3 separate regions of the Homo sapiens genome follow, and regions 2 and 3 are each linked to region 1. The links are chromatin loops, found by intact Hi-C in ENCODE. Cell type or tissue: Panc1. All regions are shown on one strand. Each heading gives the region's core, and the rest is flanking DNA. Links, peaks and the distances in the headings are about the cores only. Region 1 has its middle 6.4 kb from the start of MIR30C2. Region 2 overlaps RIMS1 (regulating synaptic membrane exocytosis 1). Region 3 overlaps LINC01626 (long intergenic non-protein coding RNA 1626).

Region 1 (8,729 bases), core at 571-8,570:
GATACTTTATTACAATTATTTGTTTACCTATCCATCTCTCTACTAGGGAAGAAACACCATGTTTCGTTTAACTTAACTTCATTTCATCAGAAGAAATTCACAACATGTATCCAGGGTTTGTCTGGTACTAAAGGAGGTTCTCAGTGAAGGTTTGATGAATGAATGAATGAATGAATGAATGATGCCATCTACCACCTGACAATGGGTTAACAATGTTAAGATGATTATTCAGGTTTTAAAAATCTCTAAATAAAAAATATTTACCAGTTTCTAAAACTTTGTTTTTATTCCCCCAAAATTCAAGGTTAGGCTGTTTTACTTTTCTAAGGAACTCATAGCTAAGAAGAGAAAGCAATCTCTCCTTAAATGATGGCATTAACTCCTGGAAAGTTAACCTTTTATGAAGGCAGCCTTATTTTAAAATTTTATTTTCATGATGGATTTCAAGTGAAGAAAAACCAGGATACACAGTAAATGCAGAGAAGAAATCTATGTAAACAGTTTAAAAATAGACAAGAATGAAAGAAAATGGTCATAAAATGTGGGTATCAATACTGAATAATTATGTAAGAGCTTAAAATGTTCTACATGGAAAGAACCACACCTTATTAAATAGTCACTAAAATAATTTTAGCTACATGAAATGATTTTAACTTCTTAAAGTCAAGTCTGAAAAGTTCCTTTTGTAACGTGAAAGCCACTCTCTTTTGCTTCAGTAGGGCTTCTGATGTAATAGGCATTTTAGTCACATAAAACTAATCTCCAATAAACTAGCCTTTGGTCATTTTTAGTTCTGAATGAAAATACATTTATTTCAAATGTAGATTATATTTGATCAAATCTGTCACATTCTGTATCAAAAAACCTTATCCATTGATTTAAAAATATTCTGCAGTATTACACATCAACTTTCAGGATACACAGTGGCTTTTCCCAACTCCCAATGTTCATTTTTTAAATTAAAATGTAGCAACTTTACAGTATGTAAAGTTTTTAATTTAAAAACTTACATTTTTAAAATTAAAATGTAGCAGCTTTACAGCCATGAATGATTCACTGGAGAAAAAACACTGTTCCCAGATTTAAAGCTTAATGTATCTTGTATACAAGGATGTTCTACAGCTCATGCCCTGCCCAGTAATGGGCTTTACTCCTTTTTTTTTTTTGTTCGAGATGGAATCTCGCTCTGTCGCCCAGGCTGGAGTGCAGTGGGGCAATCTCGGCTCACTGCAAGCTCCGCCTCCCGGGTTCACGCCATTCTCCTGCCTCAGCCTCCCGAGTAGCTGGGACTACAGACGCCTGCCAACACGCCCGACTAATTTTTTGTATTTTTAGTAGAGACAGGGTTTCACCGTGTTAGCCAGGATGGTCTTGATCTCCTGACCTTGTGATCCACCCTCCTCGGCCTCCCAAAGTGCTGGGATTACAGGTGTGAGCCACTGCACCCTGCCAAGGCTTTACTAATTCTTAAAGTCAGGCTCCAGGTCTCCTACATTGGTGGATTTTAGAGATGGAAGGAAAATTCCCTGGTGAGGATGCTTCTTTGCATCATATTCTTTGGGCATATCTCCACAAGCGACTTTGCCACCTGCTCCCTTCCCTTGCCTAGTCTAACATTTGCCATTTCATCTTCCATTCAGCTTTCACCTTGCCTAGTATATGGGATGGATATTTAATGGAAAATTATCATTCCCTAGTTGAAAGCAAGATCCAAATCTCCCATATGTGACAAACACATCCTTAAGGAATACATGGAAATTTCCAAGGAAAAACTATGAGAAAATCATAATGAAAATGTAACAGTACACACCCTATTTTAAGCCTCCTTCACTTACAGTAACTTATAAAGGTTCTTATACTAGTTTGCTTTTATTTACCCTGGATCCTAAAGGAAAATTACAGCATAGAATAACTCACTACAGTTAAAATATATGGAAAATCAACAGTAATGTGACTTTACAGTAGATAAAAGAACACAATATGTTCATAAAATTTATGGAGATTTAGCCAACTCAAAGATTCCATGGTTTTATGAAAATACCCTTTGCTCTGAGAAAGTCCACTTCCTCTTTAATTAACCTTCTCATGTTCATCCCAAGGGAAAAGCTCTCTCCACTCTGACCTCAAAGTGTGGTACTTTGAATCTGTGCTTGATGAGATTCTGTCTCAAATTATTACTGTAGCTTAAATTAACCTGTTTAAATTTAAAATGTAGTAAATTCTATAGTGGAGGGAATAGCTGGAATTCCATGTCCTCTTTCTATTGAATGGTGTGGGCAGAATCAAAGTTAGGAGACCAGTCAGTCTGATATAACCTATTCAATCATGGTTTCCTTAAAAATTCTTTGGGCTCTTGATTCCTGTATTTTTTTTTTTCTTTTTCACACTTACTGTTTCATTACATTGGTGTGGTCAGAAGAAAAAAAGACAACCTTGTTCTGATGAATTTATATATATATATATGGAAAATATATATGAAATATATATGAAAATAGATATGAATTTCATATATATATGAAATAGATATGAATTTCATATATATATGAAATAGATATGAATTTCATATATATATGAAATAGATATGAATTTCATATATTTATGAAATAGATATGAATTTCATATATATATGAAATAGATATGAATTTCATATATATATGAAATAGATATGAATTTCATATATTTATGAAATAGATATGAATTTCATATATATATGAAATAGATATGAATTTCATATATATATGAAATAGATATGAAAATATATATGACATTCATATATATGAAAATATATATGACATTCATATATATGAAAATATATATGACATTCATATATATGAAAATATATATGACATTCATATATATGAAAATATATATGACATTCATATATATGAAAATATATATGACATTCATATATATGAAAATATATATGACATTCATATATATGAAAATATATATGACATTCATATATATGAAAATATATATGACATTCATATATATGAAAATATATATGACATTCATATATATGAAAATATATATGACATTCATATATATGAAAATATATATGACATTCATATATATGAAAATATATATGACATTCATATATATGAAAATATATATGACATTCATATATATGAAAATATATGACATTCATATATATGAAAATATATGACATTCATATATATGAAAATATATGAATATATATTCAAAATATATATGTGAATATATATATTTTTCAGCTGCCTATCAATATTAGTTTCCTTTTAAGTGTGCAAATTTCCAAAAAAATTAACATTATGGGAACTTTTTTAACAATATGAGTTTACAGTTGGATTTCCAATGAAAGTGATTTAAAAAAAAAAAACCAAGATTTTCTTATAGACAATTTTTGGAGTCCTTTCCCCAGTATATTCTATGAGCAAGGTTATAAGCTAAAGAACATTCTGATATTTTGGGCTATAATAAATAATTGTGGGTCTTATGTTTAAAAGTTAGCTAATTTTAGTTTACAGTGATGGTGATGGGATCTGTGACACTGTGACAAAACAGAAGATATTCTAGCCAGTGTCGCTGAATTGAAATATTCATTTAAAAACTTAATCTGCAATGCTAATAATTGCTTTTTAATTTAATCTGGAAAACGGTAGTCCTGCCAATATTTTAATTAAATCTAGAATATTTACTACAGGCATATTGGAATGTCTTTGGAAATAACTGTTACTGCTATAGAATACCAAATTATTATAATAATACTTAGTGGTATGAGTTCAGATTTTGATGAGGCATTATTGTTCCAATGAAGAGGTTTTACCAGTATAAAAGTTACTTTGACCAAATACTATTATGTATCAAACACACAGGTAAGCGACCACCCATCTCTGTATTTAACACAGTATATGTGCACGCGTGTGTGACAGGGAGGGATATCTGGAAACGATAGTGTGAGTCACCACTGGAGAAAAGAGGAGGGGATGGGACTAGAACTTGGGTATCAAAGATGATTTCAACCTTATTGGCAATATTTTAAAAGGAGAATGTACTCATGTAACATGTATACAAATTTGAAAATTACATCTGGTCATTTAAATTTAAATTCTTTCTTGAGCCAAATTAGAGATAGGGTTCACTTGAAATTCTAGCTTCCCTAGACAGTTGATTAACTTTGTGACCTTGAGTACTCTTAGAACCCTCTCTGAGCCTCAGCTTTTATAAAATGATAAAACACTATGGTATCTTACAGGGTATAAAGGTACATTCTCAGTAAGTATACATTCTCAGACGTACTTTATACCACCGGTCCCCAGCCTTTTTGGCAGCAGGGACCAGTTTCATGGAAAACAATTTTTTCATGGATGCGGGGGCTTAGTGGGGGTATGGTTTCAGGATGAAACTATTCCACCTCAGATCATCAAGCATTAGTTACATTCTCTTAAGGAGCGGGCAACCTAGATCCCTCACATGTGCAGTTCACAATAGGGTTGGCACTCCTATGAGAATGTAATGCCACCACTGATCTGACAGGAGGCGGAGCTCAGGCTGTGATGCTCATTTCCTACCACTCACCTCCTGCTGGGCAGTCCAGTTCCTAACAGGCCCTGGACCAGTCCAGTTCCGTGGCCCAGGGGCTGGGGACCCCTGCTTTATCCCGTACTGTTGGTATGAATCTTTCCAATTTTACCATGTAACAATGTCTTTCTTCTTCCAGCCTAACTTCATTTTTTTTTCCCTGTATTTAGTGCACAGATCTTTTTTTCAAGCCAAAGGTGGAAATGTAAGGGACATTGGCTGCTTTCTCCATCAGGGCTTCTGGCCCATGTCTCTCTGTTATAGAAAGTGATGTGCAACCAGGATGGGAGAGGCCTCTTGTCATCCTAGTTGATAAAATGATTCCTTACAAAAAATGGTCTAGAAAAAAAAAAGAGTAACAAATTTAAAAAGAATTTTTTTAAAACCTCAAACCGTACCACCAGGTGTCACTATAACCCAAAGCACTGCTGGTAATTTTTCCATTCAATTGTAAAGAAATGCAAAAACTCCACATTTTAAGTAAATGAGTACTGTCTTACAAGGCTTTCCCTGTCAGTAACTTACGTTGCCATACAGTTACTAAACTGAATATTCTAAACAGATGAGAAAAGGCACAAGCCTTATTTTTTTTAAAAAATTGTAAATAGTGATTAATGAATGCTAAATGATTTACAATGCAGTAAGATATTTATGGGTCAGGAATTTCGTATTTTCAGTTTGGCCTTTTGGTGGGAAAACCTGAAGGTCCATATGATTATGGTGATCTGTCATTTAACTGAAACAGATTCGTCCAGGGAACAAGTGAGTCCAGCTGACTGCCTGACATTTTTCTTGTTCTATACTCTATACTCGGTTCACCTCTTAAAGATATAAAAAATAACAATTGAAAATTCTAACTAGTAAAATTATAATAATAGATTACAAAATTCATTTTAGAGATAATTTATTTTAATAACTACCCAGATATTTTAACATCCTTTTCATACTGTTCTTAGTTTCTTAAAGACAAACTTGTAGCACTGCATTTTGTGTTTTAAAAAATATAGATGTAATGTATATGGCAACTATAGCACCAAAGGATAGACGGGAGGTAAGCAGAACTTTAGTGTTGCAAGATTTATATATGTAAAACCAAGGTTAATTCGCAAATAGTTTTCATTGTGATAAATTAAATACACATATTATAGTCCCTATAGTAATCATTATAAGAAGAATGCAAAGAAATGTAGCTTTAAAAAGACAACAGAATTAAAATGGTAAAATAAACATTTAACGTAAAAGAAATCAGGAAAAGAAGGACTGAGGAACAAGCAATATATGAGAAAAATAGAAAACAAACAGTAAAGTGGCAGAACTAAATTCAGCTAGATCACTAATTACAGTAAATGTAAGTGGACTAAACACTCTAATGAAAAGTCCTGTTGGGGCCAAGCTGTATATAAAAGCTAGACACAACTATATGCTATCCATAAGAGGTACACCATTCAACCTCAATGGCTTAAGCTTTAATCTATCTGGCTATTTTCCATTATGATAGTTTGCTTCTCATTAAAAGTGGAGTCTCCTACAATTATCCATTGTCGACTTGTGAAACAGCAACTGTCTCTATCTTGGTCATTGTGTTGCCTTATAGGTTTACAAGGTCATAATGGGCAAAAATCATGTTTACCACATTATACTACCAACTGCACACTCCTCCATGTGGGTAAGGATTATATGTACTTGGTGATGATAACATGCTTTTATCACTTAGATTTGCTTCAGAAAACACAGCTGGTACAACATGTTTACAGCTGTAATTCCATCAGTTACTGTTAAAACTGAATATTATAAATTCTCCAAATAGTTAGAAAAAGAAAATGTACTAATTAAAATGTAAAAATAGTTCTTCCATTGAATTACCTGAATAAACCACATGCTAAAACAGTTCTGGATTAATGATTAATCAGGCTTTCATAATATTAATAGCTAACATTTTTCAGTGCTTTCCATGTTCCAAGCACTGTGCAAAGTGCTAATTATCCTAACACTGCAAATAACTCCACACAGAAGAGGAAGCTGACACTTAAACTTGCTCAAACTCACCCAAGAGTTAGATCTAAACTCAGATTTACTTTTTCCAGCATCTATGTAAACATGCACAACATAGAGAAAGTATAAATGAAAGGAAGTACATTTTGGTTCTAAAAGCTTGATATTAACATTGATTGATATTTTAAAAGTAGGCAAGGCTCAGATGTATCTGACTATTCCACAGCCTCTTATGACTTCATGGGGAATTATATAGGATTTCAAGTTAATTCTCTGGGGATCATGCAATGTCTTTATCAATCCTTGTCTATCAACATTTGAATATGCAAAAATGAAATCAAGAATCTCTGCTTCCCTTCCAGGGCTATGTGATATATCTCTGAAGAAGAAATTCAAATAAAATATAGAGGTAACTACTTTTTTGTAATTAAAAATTCAAGCCGATGAATTTTTTGTTAGCATTTTGCAACTACTACATTAGCAACATTTAATATATAATATAGACAGTGTAGGCACGGCTGCAGTAAATGGAATTTTATTAGCTTCACTGCTTTTGATTTGGTGACATTGCTTAAGGTAATTTATCATAAGGAAATAAAGTGATAGAAACCAAAATGCTATATGGAAGTATTAGTCATCAAAATGAAAACAATTTTAACAGTAATTTGATACAACGTGGTATGTGGATATAATACAGTCATTTAAGTGATTAATATGATGTCTATGTATAGTATACGTTTTTTTAAAAAGCACAAACTACTACTTTCAGCATACCCACATGATTACATTTGCACAAAAATGGACAGGTACTGGGAGGTAACAGGTAAAAACCAAAATACTTGGCTTTGAATAGTAAGATTGTGAATCATTTTTGTGGGCGAATTTTTATTATGGTTTTCCCAATGTTTCAACAATTTTTACGACAAAGGAGAGGAAAGCACCTAGTCTCACAATGATGAGACTTAGATAATTGATGTAATGCTCTTTTTAAGTAGATCAAACCAAAGATGTTGGCTTGCCACACAATAACTGACTTTGCTTTTAAAACAGGAGCAAAAATGTAAAAGTTTCTCAGGTAGCTGATTATATTCAGGGAAACCTGAATAAGAGACTCTTTATATTCTAATACAACTTCTGACAATGATTTCTTTTCAGCAGCACTGAGGGTGGTTCCCTTATGCAGTTTTTTTTTTTTTTGGCTATTGTATACTAACATGATAGAATGTTTTGATGAAAAACAGGACCCAGTAGAATTAAGCAAAGAAGAAAAATGTACTGAAATTTTTACAAATCAGTATTAAAATATTTTGGTAGTTTGTTTCAATACTTAATCTTTAAGTCTTTCTAATTGTGTTTATCCACACAGATCAGATTTATCACAGATCTTTATTTTTTCCATTATATTAGATTTTGCTTCTGTTGAATAAAATAAACTTATGATGAAAAGTCTTATAAAAAAACATGTCTTTTGTTACCTTTGCAAAATCAAGACTCCGAATCCAGTCTAATCTGTCTCCTCCCAAGCAAAAAATCTTGGGGAAAAAGCTGAAATGCTATTACCTGAAAATTTATGTAAGATTGTACATTTACTTTCCAACCAGTCTGAAGGCTGAGGAGTTTGCAAGGAAAGCAAGAAAAAGTTAAAATGTCTAAACAAAAGCCTGACTGGCTCCAAATCTAGTTGCTTAATCACCAGGGCCCAAGTGGGCAGTAAGAGACATCTGTGGGGTTGAAAGCAGCAGAACTTACAAACTTCAAACATGTGTTTCCCAATCATCTCTTCTGTCTCCCCAGAGGGATAAAAATAAAGCAACATTAGTTAAATCTTGAGGAGTGAGTAGTCACCTTAGAATTAGGTCAAAAAAATGAAAGGTAAAATCAAATTAGCCATTTCTTTATCTTATTCATTGAATATTCAGAGTTTGAGGAGAGAAACTGGAGTGCCTGATTGATATGCAACTTTCAGTTAACTACAGGCTTCATTTATACTTGATATTCTGGCCTGATTCATTCTGATAAGTTGACACATTCCAATAGGGTTGCTTGTGATAAAGGTTAACGCATTGCCCTTTATGCTTATTATGCTTTCTCTACAAAGACATATTCAATAAATATTTATATTAATTTATCTTTTTGTTTTGAGACAGTTTATAGGGTCATATGAATGGAGTCAGGAG
Region 2 (8,729 bases), core at 163-8,162, 700 kb after region 1:
TGGGTTACATGGGACAGATATAGAATACATCTGCATTTGTATAAATTAAAAATCCTTCTGATAGTCTCTGGAATTTTATATTCTACATTAGCAGTAATATTTGAATTATTGGTTTTATGATCTCTCTTTCGTGGATATAAAAGAACTTAAGTTATTTACAACACCTGTTATGTTATTTAGATGATAGTTAGGTTTTATATGCATATTAACAATGTATTTTAATTAAATGATGAAAACAGATGTCATCATTAGCAAATGTAATGGGAAGAAAATTACATCTTGTCACTTGCCTTGAAATGCACTCCAGAATGCATTAGAAAATACTGTACCTAATGATGGCTGACTAATTCAGTATACTGTGCAAGTAAAATTCAGGAAGCTTGTATTCTTCTGCTTTTAAAACTGAAAAAGAGGAAGCCTTTTTGGAATAAATTTTTTATTACTCAGCTATTCAACTTAAGCTTTACAAATAGAATATTTGATGGCACTGCTTTTAAGAATCTGGATTCAATCTATGTATTTTATTTCATAGTTCTAGATCCTATTTATGTATTTCAATCCATTGAATAATGTTACACTTCACAGGACCATAATAGATGTTTTATCTGATTTTTGTTCACTGTTTCCTCTATACATTATAAAATAGCTAATATTTTACTGAGTACTTACTATTGTCTCACACCTCCCTAAGTGCTTTGCATATACATATTAGCCATTTTAATCCTCACAACAACCCCACAGTAGGTAGGCATTATTATCCTCCTTTTACAGAGGAAGAGGTGGAGTCTTTGCATGTTAAATAACTTGCCAGATCAGAAGCTAATAAGAGGAAGAGCCCAAGAAAGTTTTGAACCCAGGAAATTTGGCGCTAGAACCACTGGGCTCTGCTCTTTTCTCAAGTATTGGCACACATGGAGATTAAATCTAAAACTAAGAAATATGCTTGTGCACTCACTTCTTGGGGTCAAGAAGCAAGTAATATACTTTCCTTCTACACTCAGAGTAGGAGCGGCATATCTTCATTATACCCTCACTAGGGATAAGTGGGTGTTCAGAACCTCTGAACAGACAAGACAGGAATGTCACAAGTGGCCACATAGAGACCCTGGTAACCAGAATGGGTGAGCACAAACTTTACCAACAGAAGAGTTTGTCCAGGGAGATGAAGCCATTAGATGTTGTGGAAATTAGGGGACATTGCACTTCTCATTTATTCCCTTGTGGCTCTGTGATTTCTGAGAAACAAAGCAGGTTGAAGAGCTTTATAGGACCATTGATGTTTTAAAGGAATTATTCTGATCAAATATTAAAAATGTAAGGTAATGATACTTTGTCAAAGTAATGTTGAAAGCTCCCCTCCCTTAGGTAACACATGCCTGAACATAGTTTTTCACCTAAAAGAAGAAAAGGCAACAAAATTTGGTTAACTCACTAATAAGAAGGATACATTTGATGTATGTAAATTTATCAGATATTAAACATGAAAAGGAAAACAAGTCTTTCACGTTAAAATTTTTCTGTATATCATTCATTCACCAAGTATTTCAGAGCATTGGAAATATTTGTGATTCAGCCAATTTACATTTATCAGTGCAGTGATAATACTAATGATAATACTCTTTTTATAAATATCAGATTTTTAGAATCTCCTTTCTTTTTTTTTGTTTGTTGTGAATCAGCAATGACCATAAAAATGCCGAAAAAATTTTCAGACAAAATTACACGTGTTCCACCAGTGGTTGTATCTTCTGGAGTTTCCACAAAACAAATTTTGCTTGTGGGCTCATTTTTCACTCTGACTTCCATCTCACAAGATGACCTATTTGCCCCTCGCTAGTGGTCTATTGATAGATCATCCAAGCCACTCATACTGATCCCCATCTGCCAGGAAATCCTGCCAGTCATCACTGCCTCCCAAAGTTATCAGCTAAGTGTACTCAGAAACTTAAAAGCGAAGTACTCTGTTTCCCTCATGTATTATCTATGTCTACGTATAATAATAATAGCTAATATTTATTGAGCTTTTACCATAGGCTACACACGGTGCTAAGCACTTTACATTGATTATCTCAATTAACCCTCCCAATAATCTTACAAAGTTGCTATTATTATCACCAGTTCATAAATGAGGAGACTGAGGAACAGAGTTTAAATAACTTCCTCATGGTCATGAAGCTGAGAAATAGAACTAGATTTGATCCTGACCAGGCCAGACTCACACTTATGCCTGAACTATTATATTTAATTCCTTCCAAAAAGTGTCCAGTTGTATAATGTAGTTGGGTTGGTTTTTTTCCCTCTTTATAGTAACATAACAAAGCAATTTGGTGAAGATAGTCAACAACAGAGCAAAGGCAATGTTTACAGTGTGTTGTGCATTCCAGAAGATGCAAGCATGAATTGGTTACTTAACACTTTGGCTTGCTCATATGTGTAGACACCACTGTCTTCTAAATTGCCAACACATGGAGTTTGCTCTTTATGCATTAGTTAGGTTGGCATGATCACGTGACACATTCTGGAAAAGTTTGCATGGAGTATGATTAGACCTATTTAATATCAGTTGATTACATATCTGTTATATAGATGATCCCAATATTACCTATTAAGATTATTTTCTTAAAACTTACTTCATTCCTTTTAAAAATTACATTCCTAATTCATATCCTACTTTATGATTTCTCATAATTTTACTTGATTTTCTTCTCTTGAATTGTACTGTGAATGAGATAACTTGTTTGTCAAAATATTAAAATTACCCTTTCTTGAACGAGGTTTTCAGTTTCAGACCTCTGATATATCTCCAATATTAGAAAGCAGTAATATTGTTCCATAATCTAGAAACAGTATTTCTAGGACCCAACACATGAGCCTTCTACACATGTAGCACCTCACAGCATTCAGGAACACAGTGAAGGTATTTATTGGGAGATGGAGTGCAGCAGAAAACAAATCTATGCTAGTGGGCCTCCATGTCCTCAGATGTCTTCATTTAATGCTTACTCGGGAGTGGCCTCCTATGGTAAATTGAAAATGGAATTAAAAATAAATGCTTGACTGAAGCAATAGACTATAAAACACTAATAGCTAATCATCGGTTATGCTCTTATTTTTTGTAAGTGTCATCTCTCAGTGCTTTCAGAACACTGTGGGATGCTGATTGGATGAACTTCATTTTTAACAATGCTAAATGGGGGACCATAAAAACTACCAACAATAGAAAAATATACAAAAACCCTTAATATATAATTTTTTAAAAGGGTATGTAGAATGATAGTCATCTGCAAAAGAGCAGAAATTGCAACATTTTATAAATTTTTCTTTTGTTCTTTTTCAGCCACCTCTGAAAACACATTTTCCTAATAAGTCAAATCTCCTGCTGATTGTACTAATTTTTTTTTAACACATAAGATGTTGTAAAGAAAAGTAATTTAAATAACTGTGACAGAATTGAATGCAAAAATAAAATGCTTTAGTGCCATCTGCTGGACATTTGCAATAAGAAAAAAGTATACTCATTTTAAACTAAAGACCAAATACGTTTTTAGATACAAACTGATAATTTGTAGAACTGTAGTAATTTTCAAAAATTACTCAATAACATCTGGGGTAAATTTCTGAATTACTGAGATATTTAGAATATTGCCTCTGAAGCAACCTATGTTTAAGCCTGTGTACAAAACACTGTGATGCTTTTTAAAACTCACATATACAAATGTGCACATTTCTGTGATTCACAAAATTGTAAGTTTTAAACAGTGATGGATATCAGGTTAAATATGTGTATATAACATAATATTAAATTATTCAGCATATTTTCAGAGGGGTAGTGCCCCAGATTTTGCATTTATGCTTAAAGTTTCATTGGGATGATTATTTTTATGAAATGAGATGACAGATCTGTGAAAAAATTGCCTTCATTTTCAAGTTTATTCTTAATGTTTGCAGTCTCTGCCACATGGTGGTCTCTGGATAATTTGCACCAGAACTACTAAAAAAGCTCCTTCCTGGAATTTATCCCAAACCTACTGAATCAGAAGCTCTGTAGGTTTGTCCAAAAATTTGCATTTTAACAAGCCCCTTAGATAATTCTAATGCATATTAAGTTTGAGGATACCAAGGAAACACCTCTTACAAAGCAATAACTTTCCGTTCCTTTAGCCATAATTAAAATTAGCATTCTGAAAATAGAATGGTGTAGTGGAAAGTTTGAAACAGAGGACCTAATTATCACCAACCATTTTACCAGCCTTATGTAAGGCACATAAAGCGTGTCCCTAAATTTTCCCATTTATAAAATGAGGAAATTGTACCCACTAATCTTTGGAGTTTCTCCTGTGTCTATATTTTCCCAAATGTTTTCATTTTACACTGGATTTTGGAATCCTTCCTTCATCTTGTCTCACTCTAAGAAAAGTGCTTAAGCGAATGCCATAGTGATGAACCCCAAGTCCTGGCAAAGAAGAAAACCTTGGTTTTAAGCTTGTACAACTAGATTTCTTAAATTTCAGAAGTGATTCACAAAAAGCGTTGAAGGAGACGACAAAGGCAAATGGTAGAATAATTCATATTTCTTCCAAAGGAGAGCCTGTATGCTCATATCTAGAATAGCATATTATATTCCTACAGCTGGTGTTAGGTGAAAAATTCACCTAAGTAAATTTAGATTAGTAAAGTATTGATAATTTTTAATGACACTTGGTAAGAGTTCAAGCTATGAAAGGAAGTTCAAGGCTGAAGGAAAAATACACTGCTGTAAAAGCGATTTCATCTGAGTTACATACGTTTGCAATTGCAATTGCTTCTTTTTGCAGGATACTATGCATATGCCTGACACCTGTAAACAACTTGTATTTATAATATCAGGTAATAAAATAATAGAAACTCAAGACCTTCTTATGCTACTTTCTTTGTACTCCCAGAGCCTTAAGGAGTGTGGGTTGTGCAACAGACCTCAGTAGATGTTTGTTGAATTGATGTTTGGAAGATTCTACTGTGTTTGACAAACAGCTGGAAAGTTTAATTTGATTGTAGTGTAAGATGTATGAGAAAACGTATGTGAGAGATGCTAATAGATAAGTAAGTGGGGACCTTGTACCACAGGATGAGAAATTGAACTACCTCAGAGATGATATTTAATCAGTAGATTGACATGATTGGTTCAGTTTATTAGGAAGATCATTCAGGCGGTATGAAAGATGCACTAGAATGATGGAAACCATCGGCAGGAAGCCTAGTTAGAAAGCTAATGAAATAATACAAGCTAAGAATAATGAGGGCCTTCATTCACAGGTGATAGATTTGTGCTGTGCATTAAATCACTACAGAAAGAAGGAGGTTGTTTGTTCGTTTGATTGTATATGTACCTTGTATCTCAGTCCAAGTTTTACGTTGATTTGCTGTCCCTGCAGCTTCTTAACCAGATAAAATGAGCGAGACAGACACAAGTACATATATCCACAAAGCTTGCAGAAAAAAGATATTAAAAATAAAAAATTACAAACTTTATTTCTCAACATAGGATCCATGAAGTTCAAGATGCTTTTATAACCCATGATACCAGCCATTTAGTTTATCCCTAAAGAACTGAGAGTCCTGGGGATTTTACCATGCCAATGCAGTATTTTTTATAACTTTAACTGAAGAAAAATTAGTGCCCTTCACAGACATTTTAAGATTAGGAAACAAAAGGAAGTTAGAAGAATTCAATTTAGGACTGTAAGGTAGATGCCTAATGATTGCCTATCAAAACTCTGGCAGAATTGCCCTTGTTTGATGAGAGGAATGAGCAAGAACATTGTCATGGTGGAGAAGGACTCTCAGATGGCATTTCCCTGGGACTTTTTCTACTAAAGGTTGACTAACTTTATCAAAACACTCTCATAATAAGCAGATGTCATCATTCCTTGGCCCCCCAGAAAGTGAGCAAGCAAAATGGCTTGAGCATCCCAAGAAACTGTTGCCATGACATTTGCTTTTGACTGGTCTGCTTTTACTTTGACTGGACCACTTCCACCTCTTGAAGGCCATTCTTTTGATTGTGCTTTGTTTTCAGGATCATACTCATAAAGCCATATTTCATCTACTATTAACAAATCTTCAAATAAATACTTTAGCATATTTATCCCACTATAAAATTTCCATTGAAAACTCTGCTCTTCTCTGCAGCTGATCTGGGTGCAATGGTTTTGGCACCCATCAAATGGAAACTTTGGTCAACTTTAATTTTCCAGTCAGAATTGTGTAAGCTGAACCAATTGAGATGTCTATCGTGCTGGCTACTATTTCTGCTGTTAATTATCAGTACCCTTCAATTAGGATATGAACAAAATGATTTTTTTCCTCACAAATTGATGTATGTGGTCTGCTACTACAGGCTTCATCTTCAACATCATCTCATTCCTTCTAAAAATGAGTCATCCACTTGTAAACTGCTGATTTATTTGGAATATTGTTCCATAAATTTTTCATAAAGTGTCAGTGATTTCACCATTCTTCTGCCCAAACTTCACTTGCATTAATTTTTATTTTATTTATTTACTTTATTTATTTATTTATTTATTTATTTATTTATTTATTTATTTATTTTGAGACCGAGTCTCACTCTTGTCACCCAGGCTGAAGTGCAATGGCCTGATCTCGGCTCACTGCAACCTTTGCCTCCCAGGTTCAAGCGATTCTCCTGCCTCAGCTTTCTGAGTAGCTAGGATTACAGGCGCCTGCCACCACACCCAGCTAATTTTTTGTAATTTTTAGTAGAGATGGGGTTTCACCATGTTGGCCCGGCTCCAGGCTGGTCTCGAACTCCTGACCTTAGGTGATCTACCTGCCTCAGCCTCCCAAAGTGCTGGGATTGCAGACGTGAGCCACTGTGCCCGGTCACTTGAAATTTCATGTTTGTTCTTGCTTCAGTTTTAGAGGAATTCATGTTGCTCTCATAGAAGCTCTTTTCAAACTTATGTTTTATCCTTCTTAGTGGCTCAAACTATTAGTAGGTACTTTTCAGACATGTTATAACAGTTATTACAAGTTCATTTTGGTGCAAGAAAGTTTTGAAAATGCATAGTTTTTTAGTAATACTAATTTTCTATGAACTTTTTGAAGACCCCTCATATAAGTAATTTGCTTGGGGAACTGAATCTATTTTTTAAATTTCCTGGTGGTGGCAAAATGCTTTCCATAGTAATGTATGCTTAGTGTATGATGAAGAAAAAGAAAGGGAGGGAGAGGAGAGAAGAGAAGAGAGGGAAGGAGAGGTGAGGAGGGGAAGGAAAGGAGGGGAAGAGAGGGAGGGGAGAGAGATAAAATGGAAAATGAATGGGAAAGGGAGATCTTAGACTTAGACTCAGATATTGTTCACCCCTGGTACAGTGGAAGGAATTAAGCAATTTGACATAGATTAGAGGATTGTAGCTGAAGTGGAAGACTGACCCTCACAATATACATTTCAAAATCATTTTAGGAAGTCTTACGAAAAAGCTAGAAATCTGAAAACTGCATTTCATAGACTCTCCTGCAGCTAGAATTCCTGATGTAATTTAGGTTCCATCAGTCAAATGGGCTTGCATGAGATTTGAATTGAAACTGATTTAGATGCAGAGCCACGACAACACACTGGGCATCATTTTCCCGGGATCTCCTGCTGTGGCTCTTGTGGTGGCTTCTAGATCAGAATACCTTAGCTGAGGTGGTAGGACACTAACACTAGCCATTTGGACAGTAGGTTTCTGATTTCTGCGGCTTCCTGATTGAGGAATTTGGTATTTTTGTTTTGTTTTGTTTTTTGTATTAGACAGGGTCTCACCCTGTCAACCAGGCTGGAGTGCAGTGGCATGATCATGGCTCACTGTAGCCTTGACCTCCGAGGCTTAAACAATCCTACCATGTCAGCCTCCTGAGTAGCTGGGTCTACAGACATGCACCACCATGCCTGGCTAATATATTTTTATCTAGAACTAGAAATACCATTTGACCCAGCCATCCCATTACTGGGTATATACCCAAATGACTATAAATCATGCTGCTATAAAGACACATGCACACGTATGTTTATTGCGGCATTATTCACAATAGCAAAGACTTGGAACCAACCCAAATGTCCAACAATGATAGACTGGATTAAGAAAATGTGGCACATATACACCATGGAATACTATGCAGCCATAAAAAAATGATGAGTTCATGTCTTTTGTAGGGACATGGATGAAATTGGAAATCATCATTCTCAGTAAACTATCGCAAGAACAAAAAACCAAACACCGCATATTCTCACTCATAGGTGGGAATTGAACAATGAGATCACATGGACACAGGAAGGAGAATATCACACTCTGGGGACTGTGGTGGGGTGGGGGGAGGGGGGAGGGATAGCATTGGCAGATATACCTAATGCTAGATGACGAGTTAGTGGGTGCAGCGCACCAGCATGGCACACGTATACATATGTAACTAACCTGCACATTGTGCACATGTACCCTAAAACTTAAAGTATAATAAAAAAAAATTTTTTTTATAGAGATTGGGTCTAGCTTTGTTGCCCAGGCATTTCTCAAATTCCTAGGCTCAAGTGATTCACCCACCTTGGCCTCTCAAAGTGCTGAAATTACAGGCATGTGCCACTGTGCCTGGCCTGATGGTGGAACTTTGAGTAGTTAGCTTGTGATTTTGTTTTGAGGGGCATTCCAAGAGATCAATCCAAGACCCCACAACCATCCCTCTTCCAACTATTT
Region 3 (8,729 bases), core at 497-8,496, 61 kb after region 1:
AAAAATCATATGATCATCTCAACAGACTCAGAAAAAGCATTTGACAAAATCCAGCATCGCTTTATGATTAAAACTCTCAGCAAAATCAGCATACAAGGGACATACATCAATGTAATAAAAGCCATCTGTGACAAACTCACAGCCAACATTATACTGAATGGGGAAAAGTTGAAAGCATTCCCTCTGAGAACTGAAATGAGACAAGGATGTCCACGCTTATCACTTCTTTTCAACATAGTACTAGAAGTTCTAGCCAAAGCAATTAGACAAGAGAAAGAAATAAAGGACATCCAAATTGCTAAAGAGGAAGTCAGACTGTCACTGTTTGCTGATGATATGATTGTTTACCTTGAAAACCCTAAAGACTCCTTCAGAAAGCTCCTAGAACTGATAAAAGAATTCAGCAAAGTTTCTGGATACAAGATTAAGGTACACAAATGAATAGCTCTCCTATACACCAACAGCAACCAAGCAGAGAATCAAATCAAGAACTCAACCCCTTTTACAATAGCTGCAAAAAAATATATAATACTTACGAATATACCTAACCAAGGAGGTGAAAGACCTCTACAAGGAAAACTATAAAACACTGCTGAAAGAAAACATAAATGACACAAATGGAAATGCATCCCATGCTCATGAATGGATAGAATCAATATTGTGAAAATGACCATACTGCTGTGTCCGGAGTTGGTTCCTTCCAGTGGATTTGTGGTCTCGCTGATGTCAAGAATGAAGCTGCAGACCTTCGCAGTGAGTGTTACAGCTCTTAAAGCTGGCACAGACCCAAAGGGTGAGCAGCAGCAAGATTTATTGCAGAGAGTGAAAGAACAAAGCTTTCACAGGTGGAAGGGGACCTGAGCAGGGTGCTGCTGTTGGCTGGGTTGGCCAGCTTTGATTCCCTTATTTGTCCCTGCCCATGTCCTGCTGATTGGTCCATTTTACAGAGTGTTGATTGGTCCATTTTACAGAGTGCTGATTGGTCCATTTTACAGAGTGCTGATTGGTCCGTTTTACAAACCTCTAGCTAGCCACAGAGTGCTGATTGGTGCATTTTACAATCCTCTTGTAAGACAGAAAAGTTCTCCAAGTCCCCACTCAGCCCAGGGAGTCCAGCTGGCTTCACCTCTCACTGCCAAAAGCAATCTACACATTTCATGGAATTCCCATCAAAATATCACCATCATTCTTCACAGAACTAGAAAAAACAATTTTAAAATTCATATGGAACCAAAAAAGAGCCTGCATAGCTGAAGAAAGACTAAACAAAAAGAACAAATCTGGAGGCATCACACTACCTGATTTCAAACTACACTATAAGGCCATAGTCACCCAAACTGCATGGTACTGGTATAAAAATAGGCACATAGACCATTGGAACAGAACAGAGAATCCAGAAATAAACTCAAATACTTACAGCCAGCTGATCTTTGACAAAGCAAACAAAAACATGAAGTGGGGAAAGGACACCCTATTCAACAAATGGTGCTGGGATAATTGGTAAGCCACATGTAGGAGAATGAAACTGGATCCTCATCTCTCACCTTATATAAAAATCAATTCAAGATGGATTAAGGATTTAAATCTAGGACCTGAAAGTCTACAATTTCTAGAAGATAACATCAGAAAAACCCTTCTAGACATTGGCTTAGGCAAGCATTTCATGACCAACAATCCAAAAGCAAATGCAACAAAAACAAAAATAAATAGCTGGGACTGAATTAAACTAAAGAGCTTTTGCACAGCAAAAGGAACAGTCAGCAGAGTAAACAGACAACCCACAGAGTGGGAGAAAATCTTCACAATCTATATATCTGATAAAGGATTAATATCCAGAATCTACAACAAACTCAAACAAATCACCAAGAAAAAAACAATATCATCAAAAAGTGGGCTAAGGACATGAATAGACAATTCTCAAAAGAAGATATTCAAATGGCCAAGAAACATATGAAAAAATGCTCAACATCACTAATGATCAGGGAAATGCAAATCAAAACCACAATGCAATAATAGCACCTTACTCCTGCAAGAATGGCCATAATAAAAAAATCAAAAAATAATAGATGTTGGCGTGGATGCGGTGAACAGGGAGTACTTCTACACTGCTGATAGGAATGTAAACTAGTACAACCATTATGTAAAACAGTGAGGAAATTCCTTAAAGAACTAAAAGTAGAACTACCCCATTTAATCCAGCAATCCCATTACTGTGTATCTACCCAGAGGAAAAGAAGTGATTATACAGAGAAGGTACTTGCACATTCATGTTTATAGCAGCACAATTCACGATTGCAAAACTGTGGAACCAACCCAAATGCCCATCAATCCGTGAGTGAATAAACTGTGGTTATAAATATATGATGGAATACTAACTCATCCATAAAAAGGAATGAATTAATGGCATTCACAGCAACCTGATTGAGATTGGAGAGTATATTATATATATATATTTTTTTATTATTTATTATTTATTTTTTTTTTTGAGATGGAGTCTTGCTCTGTCACCCAGGCTGGAGTGAAGTGGTGCAATCTCAGCTCACTACAACCTCCACCTCCCTGGTTCAAGCAATTCTCCTGCCTCAGCCTCCCGAGCAGCTGGGATTACAGCTGTATGCCAACAGGCCTGCCTAATTTTTTTTGTATTTTTAGCAGAGATGGGGTTTCACCATGTTGGCCAGGCTGGTCTCAAACTCCTGACCTCAGGCAATCCACTTGCCTTGGCCTCCCAAAGTGCTGGGATTATAGGTGTGCACCACCGTGACCGGTCTGGTGAGTGTTATTCCAAGTGAAGTAACTCAGGAATGGAAAACCAAACACTATATGTTCTCACTCATAAGTGGGAGCTAAGCTATAAGGATGCAAAAGTATAAGAAGGACACAATGGAGTTTGGAGACTCAGGGGGAAAGTGTGGGAAGGGAGTGAGGGATAAAAGACTACACATTGGGTACAGTGTATACTGCTAGTGTGATGGGCCCGCCACAATTTCACAAGTCACCACTCAAGAACTTACGTAATGAAATACCACCTATTCCCCCAATAACCTATGGAAATAAAAAATTTTAAAAAATTAACTTTATTTTTTAACAGAACATAACTCAAGGTAGTTGTATTTTATTTCTTTCCCATTGATTTCTGCCCTTAATATAATGAACATTTTTTATCTTACTTCTCGGGTCCTTTAATGGTGTTATTTATGTACACTTTCTTTTTCCATCTGGGACATTTTTCATCATCGCATCTATTCAAATTGCTTATGTTTCTTTTTCTTGAGATTATCTGTAACTCTTAGGTTGAGCTTTGGTTCTTCATCTTCCGTGACTACCATCTTCTTTCTGAGGATATTTCCATCTTTTTCATTTTACTCTGCTTTCTGGGGAAACTACTCAGGCATGTCCTTAAAATTCCCGATTTGATTTTCCACAGTGCAAATTCTGGGACATATTGCTTTTCTTATGAATTTAATTCAACTATTGAATATTTTAACTGTTCAAAAATGCGCTCATTTATCTACTACTTTATTGATGAACACTGGGGTTGTTATGAGACTTTTTGCTATTACAAATTGCTATAAACACACATGTATAACTCCTGGTGCACTTAAACAAGAGTATCTCTAGGGGTTCTTGTCTGAGTGGAATTTCTGAGTTTTACAAGTACATTTTTAATGTACTAGTACGTCTTTTTTTAAATCACTCATGTCTCTTTTACTCTTACCTCACTTTCATTTCTTTTATTCTCTTTATAAATTTCTGCCCCTATTTCATAGAGAAAATACTTTCTTGCATGCTATAAACGATGATGAACATCATCTGAAGTAGTTAAAGCAACTTTAACAGGTGTGTTTTTAATATAGGAGTTGAGAATTGTGTTCCTTTTCCCTTTTCTTTCAGTTGTACTATTTTCAGTTCATTGTGGGTTTTGATTCTTCTGTTTCTATTCACATTCATATAACCATATTTTTAATGCAAATGTTATATGTCAGTACATCTCAGCACCATGATTTTTCCACTGGGAGTACTGATAGGCTAATATGCCAGCTCTTAGCCCAATTAACGCCGTATGTTCTAATTGACAGTTCTACTGCTTATGATGAAGTTTTCTTCCTAATCCTCAAATCCTGACTTTCTGTCCAGCTGGGAAGTTGTAGTACATGAAAAAGTAAAATTCCTAGCATTTTCCTCTTTCTGCCCAATTGTTCGATATTCCTGGAGGTTTCTCTCAAATCCTGGCACAGGTTTGGCTGACAGTCTTAGTTTCCTTTCCTTGTATTTTCATCTTTTTCTTTAACTTTAAACAAATTTAGGTGAGAAGTTGGGAAAAGCTTCACAGACACTGCTATTTGGGTTTTTCCTTAAAACCAGACCCTTCGTATATTTTAAAAGGATCCTTTCAAGCCAGAGAGACTTGCTTGTTGCCCTGATATCGTTAATTCTGGAGGGCACTTTGGAATTTTGTATCCATATTACTCAATTATACAATCAATGAGGAAAATGAATAATTCAAAGATTTGATCATCACTCACATACTGGTGTTTTTTTTTTTTTTTTTTCCAGCTTGGTGCTTCCTGCTGACCTACTTCCTTACAAAATAACACAACAATCAGCTGGTCATGCAGATCTTATTGAAACTAAGAAAGAGTGCCATCTGTCGTTGTGTATGATATGTTCTTCAGTATCAATCTTAGATTGCGTTGTGGTACTCAAAGCATTTCGCAGTTTCATTTTATTTTAATATTTTTTAATATCTTAGCTTCACTGTAAAGAAAACTTAAACCATTTCGATCTTAAAGATGATCAACATGAGACAAAAAGCAATGGCATTGTGTTATAATCAAACAGAAAGCCACTCCAAAAATCAACACTGTAATCCAAGTCCCATGATTTCTAGGCTGATGCTTTTCCCTTTTTCTTAGCACCTGAGCACTATTCCCTTTTATAACCAGTATTTATAACCATTTGTGAAGTGCATCTCTGACCAGTGCAGCTCCCTCTGAGATGTCTGCTCTCTCTGCAAAGCATACCTTTGCAAGTGTTCCTTGAGGAGTAGTCAGGGGAAAGAGTTACATGTTCAGCCAAGGGTGACACTCTCATATTTATTGTTTTAAGAATAATCAATATTATTGATTACATATTTTTATTTGATAAGTGAGCAAGTATTTTAATGATCTTTTAGATATCTTTTTTATGATTAGAGAAGTATTACTTGTTTTCATGCAGTGTAGGCTAGCTTGTCCAGAAAAATAGAAAGAGAGTTTAATGGAGACCTGTCATCTTCGAGAAAAAATATGCAAAAATATTTGACTCTCTATTACATTTCTAAAAGTTTTAGTTTTTTTTGAGTAATTTATACTTGGGAGAGATACATGTATCTTTAGTATCTTTAGTAGTTTGTGGCACGTAGATAGACTTTATTAACAAAAGGTATTTATTCCTTCCTATTGAGAAATAGAGATCTAGACAAATATGGGGATAACTTTAGCAAACTTATCCTTGGTAGAAGAAACAGTTCTCAGTTCATATGAGATAAATTAGCGGACACTTTCTCAAAAGAATGAATACAATAATACTAAGAGAAACAACAAACAACTAACTTTTTTTTTTTTTTTTTTTTTTGAGACGGAGTCTTGCTCTGTCACCCAGGCTGGAGTGCAGTGGTGTGATCTGGGCTGACTGCTACCTCCGCCTCTTGGGTTCATGCAATTCTCCTGCCTCAGCCTCCTGAGTAGTTGGGATTACAGGCATGCGCCACCATGCCCAGCTAATTTTTGTATCTTTAGTAAAGATGGGGGTTTCACCATGTTGGCCAAGATGGTCTCGATCTCTTTACCTCGTGATCCGCCCGCCTTAGCCTCCCAAAGTGCTGGGATTACAGACGTGAGCCCCTGCGCCTGGCCACAACTCACATTTTTTGTGTGCTTGCTACATGTCAGGTTTTTTTCTACATAAATTGTAACTTATTTAATCCTCAGTACCCCAAATGAGGTAGCGAAAATTATCTTCATTTTACAGATGAGAAAAATGATGATAAGAAACCTTCCCAAGATCTCACAGCAAGTGTCTTGTGGAGCCAGAAATCACACACAGGCAGTCTAACATCAGGGCCTACACAATACCCATCATGCCATCCTCCCTGCAAACAGTGAGCCAAGAGATTTTTCAATCCTGTTTTGTAAACAAGCTGTTAACTTTAGCCAACTTATCCTTGGTAGATGAAACAGTGCTTATTTCATATGAGAGAAATTAACAGACACTTTCTCAAAAGAAAAAAAAATACAATGAAAAGGAATAGTGCTAAAGAGGACATGCTAATGAAGATTAACCGAAAGGATGTGTCTCTTTGACACATCTTTCCACATTCTTCCATTTGTTTGACTCCATTGGGATTTGCCCAGTCCCCAGTGTAACTTTTGCTTCTTTGGCTTACTCAGCAGCCTTCAAAATGGGAAACATGAAAAGAAGCACAAGTGTCCGGGCAGCCAGCTGGCAGAGGGAAATTCCAGTCATATTGTGCATCCCCTTGTGAACTTTTTGTTTCAGTTGTTCTTTGGCACACACAAGTCAAAATCTCAGCTGGCTATCTGCTTCTTGGGGGATGACAACTACACAATATTTGAAATGTCTAAACACAGCTAACCAGATCTGGTCTTTATCTGATCAAGCTCTAGTGTTTGAAAAAATTATATGCCAACGTGTGGGTCATAGGTTGTTGAGAACTAGTTACAAGAGAATAGGAAAGAACAATCTCTTTATTCTGTGGCTTTGGGTTGCCAGTAGATTAAAGGCTGAGAAACAAGCCCCAAACATAGCTCTATTGTATCATAACCATACTCAGAACTGCTCTGTGGCTCTGCAGGGCCTAGAGCATAAAGCCGAGGCATGTCACTTGGCATTTGAGTGTTCGTGGTCTGCTGATAGGCTCCATCTAGTATCATCCCTTGCACATGCTGGGCTGGTATTCAGAGGCTACTAACTGCTGCAGCTCTGCTGTTGGCTGCACACACATGCAGTCTCATTCAATGCTTATGCTTTGATAGATGTTAAAAGTTTTTAATCTCACTCCTTCTTCGCATATGCTTCATATACCATACTTTTTAAGTGAAATCTTACTCATTTCTTCACTTAGACATTATGCCTTTTAAGATCATTTGTTCTTGTTCATTCCATTTTACATCTATCACAATGCTTAGTGCTTTCTGAGCCATAGTAAGTACTAAACAAATTTGCGATATGAATGAAAGCATCATAAATGCTTCTTTCTTTCTTTCTCTGTCTCCCTCCCTCTTTCTTTCTTTCTTTCTTTCTTTCTTTCTTTCTTTCTTTCTTTCTTTCTTTCTTTCTTTCTTCTTTCTTTCTTTCTTTTTTTGTTCAGACAGAATCTTGCTATGTTGTCCAGGCTGGTCGACTCCTAGGATCAAGCTTCCCCCTCAGCTTCCTGTGTAGCTGAGACTACAGGTACACAACACCACACTGGCTCTGCTTCTTATCTTTCCCTAAGAAGGGAAAACAACTGTGGGTATCTGTCTGGGGAGAAGGGGCAGGGAGGGCAAGGATGGGAATGTTAGCTTGAGAAGGAAGCATGTGTATGTCCTCCCCCAGTCCTACTGGCACAGAAATTTTCCAAACCTGTGGAAGTGCAAGGGAAGCCATGAAATCGTTCTGTTCCTTCGTGGGTAGGAAGAAGAGAGATCCTCCTCCAAAACTCAGATAGTTTATGTGGAAGGGGAAAAAATAAGGCCAGCGTACAGGATCCAAGGAAAGAAAAATATGGGGATCTCACCATTGAGAAACATGCAGGAGTTTCACAGTCCAGGAGGATAACATGGGCACTAGAGCTCTAACTCCCATGACAAGCAAACACCTTGTCTGCCCAAGGGTGGTGAAATGAAGATAGCTGGTATTTATTAAATATTTACTAGTACCATCTGAAAATAATATTAAAAGTCAACCTCAGGCTTTAATGCCAGGCTGCTTGGATTCAAATTCTGGTTCTGCTACTCACCGGGTGTGCTATCAACCTCATGAGATAGTCAAGAGGATTATAAAATAAATACAAATTTATAGAATGTTGAGAAGACAGGCTAGTATGTAGCAAATAACATATAGGCATGTATTAAATTGAAAATGTGAAGACATTATTTCCCAAGAAACCCTGTTTTATGTAGTAGTTTTGTGTAGTTCATCATAATTTTATAGCAGCTTCAAAACTGATGGTAATAAAAGCTGACCATCTGTATACCCTATGACTCAGCAACTCCTCTTTTAGGTATATACCCAACAGAAATGTGTATGTACAAACACCAAATGCAGGTACTAGAATATTCACAGCAGTACTCACATAATAGCCCCAAACTGGGAACTACTCAAATGCCCCTAACAATAAAATGAGAGAACAAATTGTTGTATATTCACACCACAGCATACCCTACAGCAATGAAAACAAAAGATCTACTTCTACTTGTGACAATATGGATGAATCTCACAAACATGTGGAGTGTAAAAAAAAAGCTAGACACACAAAATAATATATACTGTATGATTCCATTTACGTAAAGTACAAAAATAAGCAAAACTAATCTCTGCTGTTAGGAATCAGGATAATTATTATCCTTGTGTGCAGGGAGGCTATTGGGGTGCTGGTAACCTTTTGCTTTTTGATCTGAGTGTTGGTTACACAGGAGCACTCATTTTATGAAAATTCATTGAGCTATGATATGTTTATGTGTACT

What was found. Peaks named below come from ENCODE experiments on the same cell type or tissue, not always from the same donor. Only the 100,000 strongest peaks of a DNase experiment are listed, where the experiment ranks them.
Region 2: a loop joins it to region 1, with 3 times the contacts of the local background. A loop is called at or near these places in 30 of 110 quality-filtered maps.
Region 3: it touches region 1 in a loop (5-fold over the local background); 20 of 110 quality-filtered maps call a loop at or near these places.

The regions. Positions count from the first base shown.
Region 1 is chr6:71,379,117-71,387,845 of GRCh38, forward strand. No RefSeq gene overlaps it. Among named protein-coding and RNA genes, the nearest start is that of MIR30C2, 6.4 kb to the left of the region's middle. In Panc1, for the core only: CTCF peaks have their summits at 4,966 (motif pointing right) and 5,177; a DNase peak (open chromatin) is centred at 4,954; H3K27ac peaks cover 4,010 bases.
Region 2 is chr6:72,081,677-72,090,405 of GRCh38, forward strand. The region is part of intron 2 of RIMS1 (regulating synaptic membrane exocytosis 1); the gene reads left to right. Among named protein-coding and RNA genes, the nearest start is that of RIMS1, 200 kb to the left of the region's middle. In Panc1, for the core only: CTCF peaks have their summits at 3,477 (motif pointing left) and 3,679; a DNase peak (open chromatin) is centred at 3,472; H3K27me3 peaks cover 1,193 bases.
Region 3 is chr6:71,439,784-71,448,512 of GRCh38, forward strand. All of the region lies in intron 4 of LINC01626 (long intergenic non-protein coding RNA 1626), which reads left to right. Among named protein-coding and RNA genes, the nearest start is that of LINC01626, 23 kb to the left of the region's middle. In Panc1, for the core only: CTCF peaks have their summits at 4,627 and 4,826; a DNase peak (open chromatin) is centred at 4,654; H3K27ac peaks cover 940 bases.